2 separate regions of the Homo sapiens genome follow, and region 2 is linked to region 1. Evidence: chromatin loops called from intact Hi-C (ENCODE). Cell type or tissue: IMR-90. All regions are shown on one strand.

Evidence for each region. Peaks named below come from ENCODE experiments on the same cell type or tissue, not always from the same donor. Only the 100,000 strongest peaks of a DNase experiment are listed, where the experiment ranks them.
Region 2: a loop joins it to region 1, with 2.0 times the contacts of the local background. A loop is called at or near these places in 24 of 110 quality-filtered maps.

What each region holds. Positions count from the first base shown.
Region 1 is chr7:36,155,106-36,157,605 of GRCh38, forward strand. It overlaps EEPD1 (endonuclease/exonuclease/phosphatase family domain containing 1), which reads left to right. Exons shown (of 8, transcript NM_030636.3): 2 at 1-97. Among named protein-coding and RNA genes, the nearest start is that of EEPD1, 3.1 kb to the left of the region's middle. In IMR-90, a CTCF peak has its summit at 1,011; no DNase peak of the experiment used is centred here; H3K4me3 peaks cover 1,175 bases; H3K27ac peaks cover 344 bases.
Region 2 is chr7:36,206,594-36,209,093 of GRCh38, forward strand. All of the region lies in intron 2 of EEPD1 (endonuclease/exonuclease/phosphatase family domain containing 1), which reads left to right. Among named protein-coding and RNA genes, the nearest start is that of EEPD1, 55 kb to the left of the region's middle. In IMR-90, a CTCF peak has its summit at 1,365; a DNase peak (open chromatin) is centred at 1,188; H3K27ac peaks cover 2,094 bases.

The DNA of each region.
Region 1 (2,500 bases):
TGAGGCTGGCCACCTGGAACTTGCAGGGCTGTTCCGTGGAGAAGGCCAACAACCCCGGGGTGCGAGAGGTGGTGTGCATGACACTCCTGGAAAACAGGTGAGGACAGGAACCACCATGGGTGTTGGGTGTGAAGGCAACTTGTGCGTGACCTCATCTATGGATGCAAATGAATGGATTCTTTTGCGGGTAGGGAGGGTGCAAGAGTTTTTAATCAATGTTCTTGAAGCCTCAGCCAATACCGTCACCTGAGAATGGGCTGTCCTTCTGCTCCAGAATTTTCTGAATACAGCTGGGCTTGTGACCCATGTCTTGAGTGTGAGATATCTGAGACTGATTCATAATTTTGGGGTAAGCAGAGGTTGTGTTTTTGTTACTGCTTTGGAGGATGCTGGGTCTACACCAAGTCAGGCACTCAGAGCATGGGAACTGGTGCAGTTTCGCATGTGAGAAAGAGCTCATTGGATTTTGTTTATTAATGGGAGGGAAAATCATATTTGTTCCATCAAATATGCCTATTTGTGCACACAAAATCATCTTAAAGGCCAAGTATTTGCAAACACATACAAGTGTCTATATTTACCAAAATGCTATGAATGAATCACTCTCCATTCTTTTTCCTTATTTAACCTGGAGTTGGTTTTCAGCCCTAAAATTGTAGCCCAAAATGTGTGTAACCTTTTCTGTGCCATAGCCAGAAAAAAGCAAGCTGACGTGTGTGTGTGAAAATTGGCCGGATTTTCCCCATTTAAACCAAAGAAAAGAGTCCAGTAGGATAGGCCGTTACCACAGAGCGTTTATGTTATTCACAATACTGCTCTCTGTAGGAATTTCTGTTAGCCTCGTCATAAACAAAAACAATATTATTTTGGCAGTAACTCCTGCTGTTAGTAAAATAGCAAACTGTATAATGTAATCAGGTGTGGGAAAGAAAGAAATATTTGTGATGGTCCCTTCCAGGTCATAAGAGCTGTGATCCTGGACTTGAGGCGTTTTGCCCTGCCACCCACCAGGGGTGCAGTGTTTGTGGCTACTCGTTGATTTCCTTTGCACTGAGTTGTTGGTGAGGCTGGCGGCGGGGGGGCAGCAGTTTGGTGACACGAAGTGAACTCTCAGCGGGAAATCACAGTGCATGATGGCAGATCACCAGGAAAATTAGTGAGGAGAAAAGCAGGTCACAACGTTTCCTTGGCACTGACCCAGTGGCATGCTCTCATCACTGAGAGAGGGACTCCACACTGGGTCAGGGAACTGGACTGGGGAGCCCTTGAATGCTCTCCCTGCACTGCTGTGTCCTCTCTTTTGCAGCCTAACTCACTCCTTCTGCAAAGTCTTCTTGTGCACAGGTGAGAGCTGTACTCGGCACCGGGAGATATTTATAAAGAATGGCTTGATAATTGTTCTCTTTATCCATAGCAGCATGGGCGTGTGAATGGGAAATGAGGAGGGGAGAGGCAGGAAAGACAAAGCTGCTTAATTCCTATTATGCTTTCTAGTGGCTCAATTTGGGAGGGGGGTGATGGATTAGGATCAAAAGTTGGTCCAGTGGGACTGACCAACCAGGCAGCCCCTGCCTATTTATTATGTCAGTGGTTTCTAAAGTGTGGTCCCCCCTGGGGACCAGCAACATCAGCTACTGACTCAGAAACTTTGTTTCTGTGTTTTAACACACCCTCCAGGTGGTTCTGATGCACACTAAAGTTTGAGAACCATTGTACTAGGTGTTAGGCAATCAGCTGTCCCTCTGTCTCTTGGAAGCCCCTTCCTCTGGCAGGGTTAGTGAATTCATGCAGAACTTTCCAGGTCTAGTCGGCCCTCCATACCTGTGGGTTCCACATCCATGGATTCAACCAACTGTAGATGGAAAATATTCAGGAAAAAAAAAAGTTGTGTCTATACTGAACATGTCGAGTTTTTTCTTGTCATTCCCTAAACAATCCAGTATGGTAACTATTTACATAACATTTACATTGTATTAGGCATTCTAAGTAATCTAAAGATGAATTAAAATATACTGGAGGATGTGCATAGGTTATATGTAAATAATATGCCATTTTATATCAGGGACTTGAGCATCATGGATTTTGGTATCACAGGGGCTCCTGGAATCAATCTCTGCAGATACCAAGGTACAACTGTCATTTTTATTTTCCCCTTTGATTGTTTTGATCATCCTTATAATTATTCAACCTTGTGATATTCTTTCTGACCAAGCGTTGAGGAGCTTATTCATCTTCTAGGACCTATGAATGTGAAGGGTAGAGAATAGGAGAGTGAGCAAAGACGGCTGGCCTCAGCGCTGGCTCCACCCTGCAGCCCACTGAGCAGGAGACCTCACGACTCTTGTCCAGTGTGAAGGTTGTCCTGTTTTTTTCTTCTTTGGGTTTCCTAGAGAGATGATGATTTGCTGAAGACATTGAACTACTGTCGTCAGGCAAGAGTACAGGAAAAGTTTACCCAAACCCACCAGGGTGTAGAAGGGATCACCTGTAAGTGACTGGG
Region 2 (2,500 bases), 51 kb after region 1:
ATGAAATCCTTGCATCTCATGTAGAGTCCTCCTAATATTCATCTGCCATTAAAAACAAAAGCATTACACCTTCATAAGTTATAGGTAATAAGAATTATTTACATTTTCACAGGCCCTTCCAGTTACAGGACACTTTGGTATGTTTTCCTGTGCACCTAAAAACTCTATGAGGAGGCTGAGCACAGTGGCTCATGCCTATAATCCCAGCACTTTGGGAGGCTGAGGCAGTCGAATCAGCTGAGGCCAGCAGTTTGAGACCAGCCAGGCCAACATGGTGAAACACCGTCTCTACCAAAAATATAAACATTAGCCAGGTGTGGTGGCGTGCACCTGTAATCCCAGCTATTCGGGAGGCTGAGGCAGAAGAATTGCTTGAACCTGGGAAGTGGAGGTTGCAGTGAGCTGAGATCGTGCCACTGTACTCCAGCCTGGGCAACAGAGTGAGACTCTGTCTCAAAAACAAAAACAAAAACAACAACAAAAAAAACTCTATGAGGGAGGCAGGCAGATATCATTCTTTTGGCAAAAATTTATTGAGGGTCTGCCAGGTGCTAGGCCCTAATTTGCATACAACTCCTGCATTCCTAGAGTTTGGATTCTAGTGGAAGAGGAAAACAAATCATGATGTCAGCGTGGTTCGAATGGTAGTGGGAATATGAGTGCAGCTCGGCAACACATGAGAAACCTTTAATCTGCCCATGATATCAGGGGATGTTCTTCAAAGGAGGGATATTTGATTAGAAAAATACAGAATGAGGAGCTCTGTGCTGGGCAGATAAGTGAGGGTGGAAGGAGCACTGCACGTTCTGAACATAGTCCATTTGGGGCAGAACTTCTGACCCTGGTATGTCCATTTTAGACCCCAGACAGGTTAGGCCACCTACTTGAAATCCTACCACGTGTTCACAGGAGATGGGGCTGGAACCCAGGAGTTTGAGCTGGTCAGTCCTCAAGCAACAATTCATCTTGAAAAGGTGGTTCTTTATGCAAGGTCTTTAGGACGGGGATAAGCGTGGGAAGGGTTCCAGCCCTAGAACCTGCTCGATCAGGTGACCTCAATTCCAGGGTCCTTTCCTGCGTGCAGCTACCATTTTTGGTTTTGAAATCTGCAGAATATTTTGAATACAATTCTGCTGTGTCATCATGCTAAAGTTCAGTAAGGATGTGTGCTTGAAGTCTGTTTATAAAGTGTTTCTACTTTAGTAATCCTCGAGTCTTAGAAGAAGAGTCACCATTTCCTGGAGATTTTGAACCCCAGGTGAACTGGCTGCTTGTCTGGAATCTCAGTGCAGGAGTTTTTTTTTTTTTTTTTTTTTTTAACCTAGACAGGGAGCCAGTCTCTTGCCTTTGTTCACACAGGCCATTGGCCACCACTAGGGCAGAACAGAGACAGTGCCAGTCTGAAGCCTGCGGCCCTCCAGGAACGGTGCCTCCTCTGTACTCAGCAGTTTTTATTTTTATCTCATCAGCGTGTTCCTCCTTTTGAAGTGTGAATCCTAGTGACCCAAATGAGCTGTCTGCCTGGGCCTGGGCCAACAGGACCAGGTTACTTGAGTTCAGTGGAGACCCTGGGCTGCGGTGGCAGGGATGCTGGTTCCTGTGTGACTGGATGGGGGTGGGGTAGGCAGGCTTACTGGGGCCAGAGGCACAGGCAGCCTGCTCAACTGACAAATTTTCAAACCAGGAGGACTTCATGCTAAAAATAAACTGGATCCTGTATTCCCCCTCCCTCATTTGCTTCACAGCAGCCCTTTACAAAGAGTAAGCAGCATTTGCACAGTTTAGATGTTAACATTTAGAAGTGCAGAATTAAGCATGTGTACCTCACAGTGTTTGGCTGTGGATGCAATTCAGGCCCAGTGGCTTTGACAGTTGTCTCCATGCTGATGCATTGGAACAGTGTGGTGGAGAGTGGTTTAATACTCAGTGGTTGGGCATTGGGGGTGTGCTGTGTCACTGGAATTGAGTGGTCAGCAGTGGTGCCTGATGCTGGAGGCAGGGAGTCTGGTAGAGTTTGAGAAACAGGAAGGCAGATGGGCCCCCTATCCCTCTGTTGGCTGATGCCTGAGACACACTTGGTTTAGAGGGAAGAGAAAGAATACTTGTGGGTCCTCTATGCTGTAACAGGAACTGTACTAAGTACTTTTCCTGTGTATTCCTGTGAGTTCCACACAACTAAGCATATCCTCATTAGAGGCAGTGATGCTTCAAGGGTGGTTCCCAGACAGCAGCATCTGCGTCACCTGGGAACTTGTTAGGAATGCAGATTCTCAGGCCCTGCCCATGGTCTATGAAATGAGGATTCAAACGGGGTCCAGCAGTCTGTGGTTTAACAAGCTCCTGGGTGATCCCCGTGCACGCTAAAGCTTGGGAACCTCTCCTGGAGAGGTAGAGCGCAGACCTGGAGCTAGACTGGTCTCAGGCCTCAGGTGTTTGGCCTTCGACAAGTTGTGCAACCATTTCTGTGCCTCAGTGTTCTCATCTATGAAGTGGGGGTAAT